Regions from separate parts of the Homo sapiens genome. Here region 1 is linked to region 2. A link is an interaction called in ENCODE POLR2A ChIA-PET data of the cell type or tissue named here. Cell type or tissue: HepG2. All regions are shown on one strand. Links, peaks and the distances in the headings refer to the core of each region. The heading gives the core; the rest is flanking DNA. Region 1 overlaps MACF1 (microtubule actin crosslinking factor 1). Region 2 has its middle 81 kb from the start of NDUFS5.

Region 1 (8,325 bases), core at 159-8,158, 110 kb before region 2:
CTGTGACCGACCTCTTTTTTTTTTTTTTTTTGAGACAGGGTCTTGCTCTATCACCCAGGCTGGAGTGGATCCCGGCTCACTGAAATCTCTGCCTCCCAGGCTCAAGCGATCTTCCCTCCTCAGCCGCGCCCCCAACCCCACCCCCAGTAGCTGGGACTATAGGCGCACGCCACCACACCCTGCTAACTTGTATTTTTGGTAGAGATGGGGTTTCACCATATTGCTCAGGCTGGTCTTGAACTCTTGACCTCAACTGATCCGCCCTCCTTGGCCTCCCAAAGTGCTGCGATTATAGGCATGAGCCACCACACCCGGCTGATTTAGAGTCTGTTTTAATCCCTTTTTTAAGCAATGAGGTTTGAATAGTAATTTTATTTATTTTTATTTTTTTGAGAGGGATCACTTGAGGTCAGGAACTCAAGACCAGCCAAGGCAACATGGCGAAACCCCATCTCTACCAAAAATACAAAAATTAGCCAGGTGTGGTGATGCGTGCCTGTAATTCCAGCTACTTGGAAGGCTGAGGCAGGAGAATCGTTTGAGCCCCTGAGGTGGAGGCTGCAGTGAGCCAAGATCATACCACTGCACTCCAGCCTGAGCAACAGAGTAAGACTCCGTCTCTAAAATAAAATAAAATAAAATAAAATAAAATAAAATAAAATAAAATAAAATAGACCCTAAATCATGAAGTGATTGTGAGGAGTATATGATATGAAAGCACTTAGCCTAGTCTCTCACACATAATAAGTTAATAAATGCTAGCTGGTAGTTACAGTAGTAATATAATGTGAAAAGTATATAACATGAAAATCCACTGCTAATCTTCATTCATTCTCCCTATACAAGTGATTTTATTTTACGGTGATATGAAAAAAAGAAAAATAAAAAATGAGGTAACCGAGCTAGAGAAAGGTTAAGCAATGTCCCCAGTTGGTTTTGTTGTTAAGTGGTGGAGTAGGAACCCCGTGTAGACAGTTGATGCCAAGCCCATTTTCTTAGCTATTAGTCTACAGTGCCTTTAGGGGATTATGTGGGATTGGGGGAGATGGGGCTACATTACGTTTTTGCCCTGAAACTTTCAATAAAGATTTTAGACTTTCCTATACTTCTTTGTTGGTTACAGGAAAGGCCCTTTTGCTATACGTTTATCTCCAAGCACTTTTAGATATAGGCAATTCTTTCTTCTAGGTTCCAGGGAAGAAATCTCAATGATACAGGAAAGATAAAAAAAAAAAGTAGACCACTAAAATTGCCCCCTCTGTGCCCCAAGCATTATTGCTATGGCAGCTTTTTTTCCTCAAAAAGCACCTAAATACTTGCAAGCACTAGCCTAGGAGTCAGGAGACTGATCAGAACCCTAGTTCTGTTGCTCTCCTTCTCTGAGATTTTTCTAAGGTCTCCTCTTCATCAAACAACTAGTTACTTCAATTTTAATGAAAATCTGCCTATTTGGGTCACAATTTTGCTCCTTGTTAGAGACTCAAAGTATAAAATCAAAAGATAGTAGATTACCAAACCAGTGGTTCCCAAACTAAGATTTCATAGACAAATACATGTTCCACAATAAATCAGAAAGCCTAACAGAAGTTGTCACTTTTCATTTTGCTAAGTAGGGATATCTTAAAAACACACTACCATATAATAACAATTCTTTCATAAAATAAAGGATATTTTAACATTAGAAAGTAGGAGAGACAATTTCAGAATAAAAGACAATTCTTTAAGTTTAGCTTTATGAAAGACACACTACATTTTCTTTATCTTTTTTCATTTTACAGAGAATTGATGTCTCTCAGTCTAGCACCAGTCTGTATACCCTACAATTTTGAAACCAAGGAAACCTACGGCCAAAAAGGTTAAGTCACTTGTTCAAGGCCACAGGACATTACTTAAATAATCATTATTTAATGATGCCTTATCAAGAGAGATCTAAGTCACAGCTAACATGACTCTTCCCCTAGCCTCTCTTATTTAGGTCCCTGACCCCAGATCATCTTTGAGTCTTTTTCTCTCTCTGTCACAGCTGGCAGAGTAAAGTGTAAAAGAACTAGCAATAAGCCCCAAAGAGGAAACATAGGCCATGACTCCTCCCTCCCACCCCCCATCCTCCCGCCAGTCTGCTCAGAGGTGGACTCCGTAACCAACCAACTTCTGCTAAAAATACACTCTGGACTTTCAGCACTATGCAACATACCTTAAAAGTGGTTTCCTGATACAGGCAGAAGCATGAGCATGAATTCAGTCTCTATAAAAAAAGTTCTACACCCAAAGCTTGGGCTCTTAACTGCCAGTTACTGCAAGCTTAAGAAGTTCCCCAGGAAGTAGGGCACCCCAATCTATTCCACTGCACATTTTAACAAGCCTAAAGGTTGTAACACCACAAGGCTTCGAAGTCCATGCATTCCTATGAGTCAATGAGAGCAAGGGCTATTTGGGATCCTCAGGCCCGGACAAGCAAAAAAAAAAAAAACTTCACATACTAACCCATACAGCACATGCGACAAACCAGGTGGGCGTTGAACTCGTGTTCATCTTGGTAACTCGGCCACATGGCGCCCCTGTGTCTGCTGACCCCACCTAAAAGGAGGGGGTACCAAAGAACCTCCAGCTACTGGCCTGTGCACCCTTCGCAGCTCCTCAAAAAGGGCTGTGAGGTGTAGAGAGGAGACAGCAGAACAGAGAAGTGGCTCCACCCACCACTTCCTACTGACCTCCTTCTTCCCTTGAGGTCAGAGAGGAAGCTCCTCCCTAGGGCACTTCCAAAAACTGGGTCCATGTCTCAGGCATATAGCATGCTGCATGCTGTTCAAAAGTAGCACCAACTCTGTGTTTCCAGACCAATAGAGCGTACAGAGGGGAGAGCTCCATATGCAAAAGTCCAGTCAAGGTATGAAGTGAGTAAACCTGAGTAGGAAGAAACTGGTCTTTGAGTTACCCTCCATTTGCAGAGCAGAAGCTTGTAATGTGGTGAATCTTAGTTGCAGGAGAGCTGGTGAGCTAAGTGGTTTACTGCCAAGTCAGGAACAGTGCATCCATTGCCCAACAACTTGCTCCTCAGGTGTGCCTCTTCTCAGGCAGAAGTACATATAGTGTTAACCAAATGAGAAGGTCTCATGATGGGAGAGACTATAATGGAGCAAGCTCATACACTCACCGTCCACTGTGAACAGATCCCTAGATTCCAAAGAAAGTTTCCCTTCCCCGCACTTACAGCTGCCAAAAGGGAAGAGTCAGTAACTCCCCAGTGATTCCACCTACTTTACAGAGTAGCCCCACCTCAGCCAGCCTCGCCTCAGCCAGCCTCCCAGGTAGATTATCACAGCAAATTTTATCAGCTTCAAAAATACCGTTTGCTTGTTGCTCCATTCTTTCCCCTCACAGCCAGGAATGGCATTCCAAAGTCCCCTTCTTCTTCCCAGATCCTCCTACTCTGTCTTTACAGTCAGTGCACTTAACTCAGCTGTGCCAGAAATCCTTTCATCCATCAGTAGAAGGCTGCCTGCTTGTTTGTCCAACTTGTTTTCCGAGTCTTGGCTAATTGTACCAGACACTGGAATGTTGAAGAAACACAATGAAGGGCTTTTTCATTCAGCTGGCCCAGCCCTTCTATTGGTTCTTCACAGTTCTAACCCAACCAGGGGACAGAAAAGTCCAGCCTCTGTGGGTGTCAGGACAGACACTGCAGCCCTGCCCCACACCACTCAAAAAGGCCCCGCTGCAGATAAGGGCCTAATCACTGGCCCTCTGCTCTAGCTCCCTAAATAGAACGACTTCTTCAGGCTAATGCTGCTTTCAATCCTGTTCCTGAAGGCAGGGAGGGAGGAGGGGCAGCACCTAGGAAAGCAAGTTTCCAGAGATTAGCCCAAACGACTACAAATGAAAAAAAGTAAATGCAAGCTTTCCTAGCAGACCATTCAGTTTAAACAAGCCCTATGACCTGCCTCAGTTGCTTGACAACTTCACTCCCAAGTGGGTATCCCTCCCACCTACAAACTGCTAATAATCCTGTTACTGCTTACTAATAAAGGTTCTCACAGCTGACTTTATCCCGCCTAGACTAAGCTCTCAGTCACCCTGATAACCTGTGACAACTGTACTCAGTTTGTCCCTCTTATAAGACTCTTTTTAGCCTTGGAGATGAAGGGTCCTCCTAGAATTTGCCTCGTACTGGGAAAAGGAATGCATAAGAAATAGGGAAGAGAGAAAAAAAGGAATGAACATTTCCTGACTCATATCTAGTAACCTCTTCCTTTATCAGATTTAAATTCCCTGAGTGAGACTGAGTGCAGTGGCTCACGCCTGTAATCCTAGCACTTTAGGAGGCCAAGGCGGGTAAACTGCCTGAGCTCAGGAGTTCGAGACCACCCTGGGGCCAACACGGTAAAACCCCGACTCTAACTAAAATACAAAAAAAATTAGCTGGGCGTGGTGGCACATGCCTGTAATCCCAGCTACTTGAGAGGCTGAGGCAGGAGAACTGCTTGAACCCGGGAGGTAGAAGTTGCAGTGAGCCGAGATTGTGCCACTGCACTCCAGCCTGGGCCACAGAGCGAGACTCTCTCAAAAATAAAAAATAAAAAAATAAATTATCTGAGTGTAGGGACTCTTTTGTCTCCATAACCCCATCTCTATCACATTTAGAAGGTACTCAATAACCTAAGCTAAAATTAACTGAACATTTACTATAACTGTTAGTTCACAGTTAATGTGCTAAAAACTTTAAATATCATTTCATTTAATCCCAACAATTCTCCAAGAAAGATATTATCATTTCCATTTTAGAGATAAAAATTCTAGGACTTTAAAAGGTTAAATAACTTGACCAAGATTACATGTCCATTTGTCCAGCTCCAAAGCTGTGCTCCCTGTTATACCCTGCTGTCTCTGAGAAGGACCTAAACCAGAATAAACAAACAAAGGCATAGGAGTTGTATATGTAAGAAGGTGAAATATTCTTGGGAAGGGTAACAAATAAAAACATTTAACTCGGCCAGGCACAGTGGCTTACGCCTATAATGCCAGCACTTTTGGGAGGCCAAGGTGGGCAGATCACTTGAGGTAAGGAGTTAGAGACCACCCTGGCCAACATGGCGAAACCCCACCTCTACTAAAAAAATACAAAAATTAGCCGGGCATGGCGGCACATGCCTGTAATTCCAGATACCTGGGAGGCTGAGGCACGAGAATCACTTGAACTCCAGAGGCAGAGGTTGCTGTGAGCCGAGATTGCGCCACTGCACTCCAGCCGGGGCGACAGAATGAGACTATGTCTCAAAATAAAAAATAAAAAATACTTAACTGGTTGACCAGAGATTTAGGACACATCCAAAATGAACACATGTGGCAACTTCTAGAAATACTGAATTCACAGTCTCTAAAAATCAAAATAATAATTACTGGGTGAAGTTGGAGGAAAGTGAACCAAAATCTGCCATCTCCTAAATTCCCTGGCACTCAAGCAGAACCTATTTCTCCTAACGGCACTGCAGACTGAGAAAAGTAGGGTAGAGTCTTGGGGACAAGGTCAGTCTACCTACAGGAGACAGGCCTTCCCTTCAAGTTCCCAAGAGGTCCTGAGCCTCAAAAAGAGGCAAGTTCTGCTGCAATGGAGGAGAGGACTTTGATTAGGACAGTCAGCTCTTAACTATCCAGAGGAGATGGGCCAGTAGAGTCATCCGAGCCATTCCCCTTCTTTTTTTCCCAACTTTTGTCATTTCCTGTTAAAGGTAGGAAAAAGTTTAAGTCTGGCTGCTACCTGCAGATCTTGAAAAGGGTGAGTGGAGGGAAGAGGTTCAGGCCAGTATTTCCACATGTGGTCAGAAGTTATCTGAGAATTGACAGCTACTGGCTTTCTTACAGAAACAAAGAAAATTGAAGGTATATACTTAATGTCTTTCCTAAAATGCCAAAATCACCCACTATTAAGGATATAAAAGACACAAACATCTTTCTTAACGTATAAAACAGTGATCATAATATATCACCTACTTTTTATATACCTCTGTATTGGGTTCTGTCACATTTCTTTTTTTTGAGACAGAGTCTTGCTCTGTTGCCCAGGCTAGAGTGCAGTGGCTTGATCTCGGCTCGCTGCAACCTCTGCCTCTCGGGTTCAAGCGATTCTCCTGCCTCCACTTCCCAAGTAGCTGGGATTACAGGCGCCCACCACAGCACCTGGCTAATTTTTGTATTTTTAGTAGAGACAGGGTTTTACCATCTTGGCCAGGCTGGTTTTGAGCTCCTGACCTCATGATCCACCCACCTCAGCCTCCCAAAATGTCAGGATTACAGGCGTGAGCCACCATGCCCGGCATGTCACATTTCTTAATTACTAACTATAAAGACAGGCCGGGTGCCGGTGGCTCAAGCCTGTAATCCCAGCACTTTGGGAGGCCGACGTGGAGGATTGCTTGAGTCCAGGAGTTCGAGACCAGCATGGGCAACATGGAGAAACCCGGTCTCTATATATGAAATTTTTTTTAAATTTAAAAAATTAAAAAATAAGGACAATTACTGTTTCATCCCAACAGTTCACAGGAAAGCACTATGTCTTCAATGTTATCTTATGTGAAAAAATTCTAATAATGATGGTAAATAATCACATATTCCTTACCACATGCAGAATGTGTTCTAAGAACTAAGTCAAGGCTGGGCGTGGTGGCTCATGCATGTAATCCCAGAACTCTGAGAGGCCAAGATGGACGGATCACTTGAGGTCAGGAGTTCAAGTTCAGCCTGGCCAACATGGTAAAACCCCACTTCTACTAAAAATACAAAAATTAAACTGGGTGTGGTGGCAGACACCTGTAATCCCAGCTACTCGGGAGGCTGAGGCAGGAGAATCACTTGAACCCAGGAGGCAGAGGTTGCAGTGAGCTGAGATTATGCCACTGCACTCCAGCCTGGGCGACAAAGCAAGACTCCATCAAAAAAGGGAGCGAGGGAGGGAGGGAAGGAGGGAAAGAAGGGAAAGAGAGAGGGAGGGAGGGAGGGAGAGAGGGGAAAACAACTAAGTCAAAACAACCAAGCAGCATAATTAAACCCATTTTGCAGATGAGGAAAACAGAGGCCCAGATAAACTAATGTCACTCAGCCAGTAGTGGCAGAACTAGGATAAAAACATAGGCAATCTGACTCCAGACTCTCAACCTGCTCTCAACCACAATTCCATATGACTTCCAAGAACAGGCCAGATGATCGAACTGAATCAGAATCACAGAAAGTTAGAGACCTTAGTCTTTTTTCTTCTCAAACAGCCTAGAAATTTGAAGACCAGAGGAAGTAAGTGACCAGTCCAACATGTAAGCAGAAGAGCAAGAGCTTAGAGCCTAGATCTTCTGATTCCAAGTTAAGTGGTTTTTCTACTACACCATACAAATCTTTAAGAAAAAAAAAATGCAAAGGAAAGAAAAAGAGCCAGGCATGGTAGAGGGTGCCTATAGTCCCAGCTACTTGGGAGGCTAAGGTGGGAGGAGGCTTGAAATTCAAGTTCAGGATGGGCAACATAGCAAAACCTCGTCTCTTTTTTTTTTTTAAAAAAAGGAAAGGAATGGAAAAGACAAAGACTCTACCTTGATTAAACATTCTAATGCTTTAGCTATTTGAGCAAAGATATGTTAGATATATGACCATTTATTCAAATATCTGAGTTCCTTTTATGCACTTAACTAGTTTGTAGATGACACAAATGGAGGACACACAGTTATTGCCATAAATGGAAGAATTAAAGCTCAAAGAAATCTCAAAAGGTTAGAAGCCTGCACCAAATCTCACAGGACAAAATTTAACTAGAATACCTGTAAGTCTTTTTTTTTTTTTTCTCCTGAGATGGAGTCTCACTCTGTTGCCCAGGCTGGAATGCAGGGGTGCAATCTTGGCTCACTGCAACCTCTGCCTCCTGGGTTCAAGTGATTCTCCCACCTCAGCCTCCCAAGTAGCTGGGATTACAGGCGCACACCACCACACCCAGCTAATTTTTTTATTTTTTGGTAGAGATGGGGTTTCACCATGTTGGCCAAGCTGGTCTCAAATTCCTGACCTCAAGTGATCCCCATGCCTTGACCTCCCAAAGTGCTAGGATTACAGGCGTGAACCACCATGCCTGGCTCTAGGATACCTATAAGTCTTATGCTGAAGTTCAAGAAAACCAAGGGCATAGCAGCGACTAGAAGGGAGACAACAACAATTCATGTACAAGGTTTGGCCATTTTATAATTGATCTTAGGTTTAATATAACCCAATAGTATGATAAAGGGAACTGCTTTAAATAAAAAAAAACCCAGGATGGGGAGGTGATGGAATACAATCTTAGACTGTATTTCATAT
Region 2 (8,325 bases), core at 123-8,122:
TAGCTGGGCATGGTGGCATGCACCTTTAATCCTAGCTACTCCGGAGGCTGAGATGGGAGGATCATGTGAGCCCGGGGGTTTGAGGTTAGAGTGAGCTACACAATGGTATCAACTGCACTCTGACATGGGTGACCCTGTCTCCAAAAAACTGGAATAAACATTCTTAGCTACCACAAGCCATTTACCAGGCCAGAAAATTAGTAAATGCCACCAATAGAAGCCAGACGAGAGAGGCTTCAACTCCAATCAAAACCATGAGAGTAAAAACAGGAGCTCTAGCATTCCATACAACCTAGTCACAACATGGCTCAATATATAATTATCAGAAGCTGAAAGGGCCAACCTTACTTAGAAAAAGGAGTAAAGACTGGGTGTTTTCAAGAACACTGAGAAAACACAACAGACTCCTTACAATCTATAATTGTTCATTTGTGACTTTTGATCTTGGGATGTTTCTGTTCTCAGATATGCACTCTGAAGTATTCTTTCCACCATGATCTCTTAAACCTGGAATTGGCACTGAAAAATACCAGTATAATAGGCTTACGCTGGTGCATTTCCCTGGTTTGTATTACGTCATTTGCCAACAAGCCCAAGACAAGGCAGTAGCTCCCATAAGCACTGTTAGCACATGGACACATTTTATTATTTCAACAGCATGAATGTGGCCAAAACTTGTGATTTCCCAGCAGACTGACTTGACTCACTTTCTGAATTAACAGTGTTCATGTCCAGAAGTAGCACTTACTCTTTTGTTCTGGCTAAAAACTATCCACTCCAACTCTAGGACTTTGATCTAAAAAGGAACTTAAAAACTGAGTGTAGGCCAGGCACGGTGGCTCAAGCCTGTAATCTCAGCAGTTTGTGAGGCCAAGGCAGGATGATCACTTGAGGCCAGGGGGTTGAGACCAGCCTGGGCAACATAGTGAGACCTTTTCTCTTCAAAATACTTAAAAATTAGCCAGGCATGGTGGCACATGCCTGTTAGTCCCAGCTACTTGGGAGGCTGAGGTAGGAAGATCACTTGAGCCTGAGAGGTGAAGGCTGCAGTTAGCCCTGATCTCACCACACTGCACTCTAGCCTGGGCAACAAAGCAAGACCCTGTCTCAAAAAAAAAAAAAAAAAAAAAAGAACAACATCCACTAAAAAGGATAAATAAGCTGAATCTACATATAACCAAAAGGTTGCTTCAGAGCGTCACTTAGGTAAACAATCCCAAATCCTCAACCCATATTTTCCAATCACTGTGTTAACAAAATTTCATCATTTTGTACTATTTTAAAAATTATTTTTGTATTTATTTCTTGTATTTTTTGTATTTTATTTTATTTTGTATTATTTTTGTATGAAAATTTCAATGTGATTTATATATCGTAAAACTTCTCCCATAATAAGGGGAAAAGAAATTCTCCACAGTTCAGAGATCTGGAAATGTATGTCACTTAAAGTGTGTGACTATACTTCAGAAACTAAAACTAACAACAATAATGATACTAACAATTAAAGCATTTTCACAATTTCTCACTTAGCCCAAGTCATCTACTGTGATTTTAAAACTCCCTTCTGTGATACAATGTGAAACCTTCACCCAGAAATCTGGAGCCTGGCTCTTAGACAGTAATTTTAAGTCTCTGTGCCTAAATTTATTCATCTGTGTAATACTATCCTTCAGGATATTATAAAGCTTAAATAAGATATAAATCAACGTTTTTCTAAACATTAAAGGTTCCTTCTGGTAGGAGATAGAAAAAAAAAAAAGGAGAGAAAAGAGTTAAAAAATAAAATAGGCCAGGTGCAATGGCTCACGCCTGTAATCCCAGCACTTTGGGAGGCTGAGGCAGGCAGACCACAAGGTCAGGAGTTCAAGACCAGCCTGGCCAACATGGTGAAACCCCATCTCTACTAAAAAAAAATATAGAAAAAATTAGCCAGGCATGGTGGCGTGCACCTGTAATCCCAGCTATTCAGGAGGCTGAGGCAGGAGAATTGCTTGAACCTGGGAGGCAGAGGTTGCAGTGAGGTGAGATCGTGCCACTGCATCCCAGCCTGAGCAACAGAGCAAGATTCCACCTCAAAATAAAGTAAAGTAAAATAAAATGGAACATTAAAGGACAAATATATGCCCAGAGCTCATTTATATTCTCATGAATCCCAAGAAATTAGTATTATCATCCCTATTTTAACAGATGAGAAACCCAAAAGATGAGAGAAATCTTTTCCAAGGTCACACAGTAGAAATTAACTGGCAAAAACTAGGACTGGAGCCCACAACAGAAGAAATCCAAAGCATAGTCTTTCTACGATATCAATTTTGTACATTAAGTAATATGCAGACTCTTCACTTGTAACCCTCTGTGCAGTAAGTTTTATAAGTTATTTTCTGCACTAGGATAAATGAAAATTGGTCCTAACTAGCTTCGTATAACCCACAACACTTAGTGACAATTCTGAATTTCATAAGTACCAGATAGATGTTACCAATGTTGAAATGTGAATGTTCTCTTTTATTCCTAGCCCAGCCCAGCAAGTAAAGACTATTTAGTCCTTAAAGCTTTGTGAAAACAAAAGTCTAATTCTGTCTTAACCAACCACCATCAACCAAGTGTGCTGGTTTTTAACCACCTCTTTAAAACCTAAAACTATGCTCATATGTGACCTGCTTCTTCAGTAGAGTTGGTCTCTATCCTAGGAGAGGAATAAAATCCTGGTTCTCCTACCTCCCTGACTATTCCTTCTTAATTTCCTCCGGCGTGAACCGCGAGGCAGAGCTTGCAGTGAGTGGAGATCGTGCCACTGCACTCCAGCCTGGGCAGCAGAGTGAGACTCCGTCTCAAAAAAAAAAAAAAAAAAAAAACCCTCTCATGTCACCTCCTTTGTCAAATCTCCCAGGTAAATCCAAATAGGGTTTCAGCCTTCCTCTGGCTTCCATACTATCTCTGTTCTAGCACTTATCACAGTATGACAACTACTTGTTTGCAAGTATCTTTCCCTTACTAGATGGAATAACCAAGGGCAGGAACCAGATCTCATTCAGAATTCTGGCATCTAACATTGTGGCACCTCCAAGAGAGACTTTAATGACTGTCAGAGAATTGGGGAAATGAAGGATATACCCTGGTTCTCTTGGCTGCTGCCCACTCTGAACTGTTAGAATCCAGTGTTATTATCTAATGCCTCCTGTTTACTGGCCAGCTATCTGAAAGAACCTTTGGGACATTTAGGAAATAAGGGAGAGCATTTATTTCCATGCTGAATCATCTAATCCTGCCAAGACCATGCTCACTGCCACCACACAGAAAAAAAAAAAAAAATGGTTGCCAAGCACAGTTCTGGAAAACCCATACTTGACTACCATTCCTAATACAGCTGCACTACACACAGCTCTGCTTCCCTCACACTCCAAATACATTACTGCCCTTCTCCCATTGGCCCTAGGGGCAGTTTAGGCAGCTGAAAATTTTAGCTCTCCTTCTGCATATAAAAATCCTGCTTCAGCCTGTATAATGAGGTGACTACAAATTAATAGCAGCAGAGAGAGATCCAAGTAATGTGGTGACCAGCCAATAAGGGTCTAGAACACCCCACCATCATCAATATCTATTTTCCCATCTCTTTCCAAAACCAATACGTGGCATGATCCTCACAAACTCCTTCCCCTGGTCACTCTATAGATTCCAGCTCACTCCTCTGCTTAGACAAACTGTTCTCCTATTAAGGTAGTACGGGGATTTCTAAGTCTGGAAAATGCAGGAATTCCATAAGCAAAGTAACAAAGGCCCGGATGCTAAGCCACTCTGACCTCCCAGTGAGAACGGTGCAGTGGGGGGAAGAGAGATTGTTCTGCACCGATCAGAAGAGCAGACTGCACGACCACCGTATACAACTCGAGGTAATTTACTTTGGGCAACCATTTTTAACTCATTCCTCCCCTCAAGAAAGAGACCTGTGTCTGGGAAGGATTAAGTTCCTATACACCTGATCAAGGCCCTTCAGAGGAAAGCCAAACTGAGTGAGACAGCTAAAAAAAAAAAACTGAACAAAAGAGGTCTCTCCTGGAACAAGCCCTACTGCCCCCTTCTTTCCCAGCCTCATTTGCTAGGAGTCCAACTTCCTTTCCGCTGGAGGTCACCAGTACTACCATCCAGTGAGGTGCTGAGATTTCTTCACCTATTTTGGGTCTTAATTCTGCTGGTTTGAAGCTGTCACAGCCCGGGACGGTCCTAATGTATCTCCTCTCTCTGAAGAGAGCAGTGTTACTCAAAAGCCTGCAAAGGAAACTTAATGCAACCATTCACTGAGCAGCATTTTTTCAATGAAGTTCAGCAGCACAATCTAACCTCTTTGTGCTCTGAAATGAACCACATTTCTTAAAAAGAAAGACCACAGGGGGTTGACAGAAAACTTGCTGCAGGCAGGAAAAGCTGGACAGTTTACAGGAGCTGATGCAGAGGGAACAAGCAAAAACCCTAGTAGGTCTTTTTTCGCATTTCATCTCTACTTTTTTCCTGCTGCATTCCCAAGCAGAGTTCCAATGCCACAAGAAAAAAAAAGTGGGGGGGAGGGGGGAGAGGGGGGGCGTTTTACAGCTTCTTCATTAGTTTCCCTTCACTGGATAGGTGCTGTAAACAAGTACGCTGGACTCAGTCATAGGGGCTGAAGTTTCCTCTCCTTCAGATAAAAAGAAACTAAGGGCCTAGTCACAAGGGCCCGAGCTGAATAAAATGGGGAAAAGTGCTGCCTGTGTCGTTTCTGGGAAAATCTCCCCGTCTGTGGAAAGCATAACTGCCAGCCAAAGCAAACTCCCAGAACCGGATGTTAAAGATCAAGGCAAGGGCCTCCCAAGGCCACGCATCCCTGGCTTCCATTCAGGGGCACCTACAGCAGTTAGGGAAATGCAGTCCACAGGCCCTCTTGTCTGTCAAAACTTTCTCCCCATACACCCAAGGCGCAGATTAGGCATTAACTTGCAGAAGTGTCTCGCAAGAGAGCCTTCAGGGCTGAAATCCGAGCTCCAAGGCAAATCTTTATGTGGGAGGAAAAAAACAGACCCCTACCTCCAGCAGGCCCAGACCCCCGGGGAGATGGAGGGGGTAAGGTCTCGCCACCAAAAACTGCACACTCACCCACACCGCTGCCCACCCCACCCCGAAGACACCAAGGTGCTTTCCAACCTCGGCTTCCACGCGACTCATCCGAGACTCAAAGAGACAAAAGGGGGCGAGGGAGGGACTCTCCGCGGGCACACAGAGGTCCGAGCCCCTCTGGGAGGAAGCTCGCACCCAGAGCAGAGCGGGTGGTTTCTCCCGCGCCCAACTCCTCCTCCTCCTCCTCCCCAGCAACTCCCCACGGCGGCCGGTCTCCAGGCCAGCGCCTTGTCTCGCCTTCTTCCAGCTGGGGCCGGATAATAGGGCAAATCATGTAACTGGCGCTCTGAGCGCGCCGACTGCCCCGGGGGCGGTTTCCGAAGGCTTATCTCAACTCTGTAAATAAACTGGCCCCGAGAAGCAGCAGCTCAGGGCCAAGCCCCGCGCGGTGGGTGCGACCCCGCCCGGCCGCCCCACCTGCAGCCGCCGAGCCGACCGGCTCCGAAGGCCACGCTGCGCCGGCCCGCGGGCCTCAGCGCCGGCCAGTCCCCGGCCCTACCTTTGTACCGCTCCAGCACATCCTCGTACGCCTGCACGAACTCCTTCTCCTGGCTGCGGTTGGCCGGCTGCTGACCCGGCACGTAGCCGGCCATGGCCGCCCGCACCGCCTTCTCGCCGAGCCCCGGGGGCTGCCGGTTCCAGGCCCGCGCGCTGAGGCGGCGGCGGCCCCAGCCTCGACCCTTTGTGCGTCTCAGAGACGGCGACGGCGCCCTCGCTCTCCGCCGTCCGCCCGCCTCGCCCGGCCCGGCAGTCGCGCTCCGCTCCTCAGTCCGCTCGCACCCGGCCCGCTCGCGCTCCGCCGGTCCCGGCTCGCGTTTCCGCGTCCTCACCCCTCGGCTCCGCTCCTCCCTCAGCCCGCCCCGGCGCGGCTGCAGCGGCGGGCGGCGGCGGCGGCTCCTCCTGTCAGGAGCGCCAGGCCCGGCCCGTTCCCCGCCCCCTCTCCCCGCCGCCTCCGGGTCCCGGCGAGTCCTCGGCCCCAGGCTGCGGCCGGCTGGGCCCGGGCTGCCCACACGGGTCCCCCAGGGGCTGCCGACCCCCGCCCGGCCCGGACTGGGGCCCGAGCCGAGGGGCGCGAGAGGCCGGCCCACGCGGGAGTCCCGCTGGGTGGGAGGCCCCGCGCGTCAGGATGAAAGGCTGGGCCGGCCGAACGGCAGGGAGACCCGGGCCGGCTCCACAGGGCGAGCGGGAGCCCCAGTCAGCGCTGACCTACGCCGCCGGGAGCGGGACAAAGGAGGGTTTCTCCCTGGCTGGAGAGAAACCCAGCGGGGCCTGTGCGGCTGCTGGAGAAGGACCTGGAGAAACTGAAGGGAAAGCAGAGGGCAAAAGACCACGATGCCTCAGATCCCAGGGCTAGACGCGGTCAGAACGAGGACAAGGGCAAGATCCAGACAGGGCTGCAGTGTAGGGCCGGAGGACACTGAGCCCACAAAGAAGCCCGGGAACAAAGGGTTTTCCAGAAACAGAAGAAGCTGAACAAGAAGTGACGGGGCAGATCCAGCACCATGAAGTAAACCAGGCCAAGGAGCCAGAGCCTGAGAAATGACAACCCAGGGAGGCACGAAAACGGGATTCTGAATGCACCATGGGGTGAATAAGAGGAGAGACAGGGAGACATAAATCTGTAGGGGATAGACCCTCCAGAATTATTAAACTGTGACAGCCATCTGAACAGAGAGACAGAGATCAAAAGGGAGAAATGTGGGAACCTGAGACGGAACCAGGACTGTTAGGGAACAAAGAAAGGACTCTGGAGCATAGCTGGTCAGGGAAGAAAAGGGGAAGCCAATTATTCTTTGTCATCAGGGGAAAGGAAAGAGTAAAGAAAGGAAACTGGAAAATATGGGTAGGGATTTATTAGGGGCCATTTTGAGGACAGAGCTCCCAACATCATTTGATCCAACATTCGGTTGTGTATCATTCAATCCCAATATTCATGGAGTGCGCTGGAGCCATGAGCAGTGAATGAAGAACTCTGGTCAATGTAGGTGACACGTTGTGCCCGCCACCCCCCATTTAGCAGTTATCCTCCCCTGTTAGCTTGATTTTTCAGGAGGTCTGGAGAGGTGGTTGTGGGTAAGAAGTTACACTGGCTGATCTCACAATAAGGGCACATTAGCAAGTAAAAAAAGAATTCATGCAACACTGAGCAACCAAAATTGGGACTTGGGCTTCCATTCCAGTTCCCATTCTCAAGAGTTTGAAGGAGAAACTTCTTAACCCCAGGCTAGGGAAGGTGTCTTTGTACCTTGTGAGTAGTGCCAAGTATTTTGGTCAATGCTCAGCACATTGGTAACAAGTAAAACAAATGACGCTTTTCGCTAATAGGTGCATGCTGGTTGTTTCCACACCACACCCTGATCAGAAATCAGGTGAGCAAGTCATTAATCATATCTTTTCCCATCAAGTTTTGCTGGCCTGCCCAAGTTGTGGGCATGAAGATCATGCAGGGAAGGGCCTGAAAGAGGACAGGGAGGATCCTTAGACAAATGCTCATTTCCTTCCAGTTTAATCCTCCGTGCTAAAACAAACAAACAAACAAAACTAGTTCTCAGTTTGGTGTCAGCTGCTAATGAGCTCAGTTTACAAAAAGAAGGGGAATAAGTTTGAAGTATATGCATTTTTCAGTAAAAGGCTTTTAGCGGAAAATGCAGGATGAGTTGCTGATTGATGGCACAAGCACATTTTTCGTAAACAGCAGAGAATATAGAAATGCTAACTCTGGGGATCTTGACTGTGTCAGTGCTGAGTCATCTGCATTTCCCATATTATTTTATACCAGCAGGCCTAAGAAGGCCCAGACAGAAATCACGCATACAAACACCTCCACACAGACATCTCACCCCCACACAGACATCTGCCTCCTTATGTCCATTACACTACATAGAAAAGTCCCTCCATTCCCACCTGGGGCTGCTACACGCGCCACTTTGTGAGCAGGTTCCTCAAGATGTGTGACTGATGCTTGCCAAAGGTGAAGAAAGAACAGGGGCAAAAAGGGGAAGAGTCCGCTGTGAGAATCAGAGAAGACCTGGGGGCGTTGCAGGGAGAAGGCAAGGGGTTGAGATTCCTTTTAAGAAACACACAAATCAAAGAAGAAACTTCTGCTTTAGGTTGTGGCTAGAGAGCTTCTCTAAGACTCAAATTGCTTTCTTGACAAAATTTGCATTTAAATGCTCCCAG

What was found. ChIA-PET counts read pairs that join two places held together with the same protein. Peaks named below come from ENCODE experiments on the same cell type or tissue, not always from the same donor. Only the 100,000 strongest peaks of a DNase experiment are listed, where the experiment ranks them.
Region 1: POLR2A ChIA-PET joins it to region 2 with 10 read pairs; 16 of 35 experiments call an interaction of 5 or more read pairs at or near these places.

Annotation. Positions count from the first base shown.
Region 1 is chr1:39,209,589-39,217,913 of GRCh38, reverse strand. All of the region lies in intron 1 of MACF1 (microtubule actin crosslinking factor 1), which reads right to left. Among named protein-coding and RNA genes, the nearest start is that of MACF1, 9.1 kb to the right of the region's middle. RefSeq lists silencers at 114-163, 284-333 and enhancers at 2,907-3,016, 3,395-4,113. In HepG2, for the core only: no CTCF peak of the experiment used is centred there; DNase peaks (open chromatin) are centred at 2,173, 2,423 and 3,523; H3K4me3 peaks cover 2,639 bases.
Region 2 is chr1:39,103,037-39,111,361 of GRCh38, reverse strand. It overlaps a transcript of MACF1 not described here. Among named protein-coding and RNA genes, the nearest start is that of NDUFS5, 81 kb to the right of the region's middle. RefSeq lists enhancers at 5,178-5,237, 7,812-8,325 and silencers at 5,498-5,637, 5,678-6,207, 6,248-6,337. In HepG2, for the core only: a CTCF peak has its summit at 5,536; DNase peaks (open chromatin) are centred at 4,831, 5,477 and 6,012; H3K4me3 peaks cover 3,244 bases.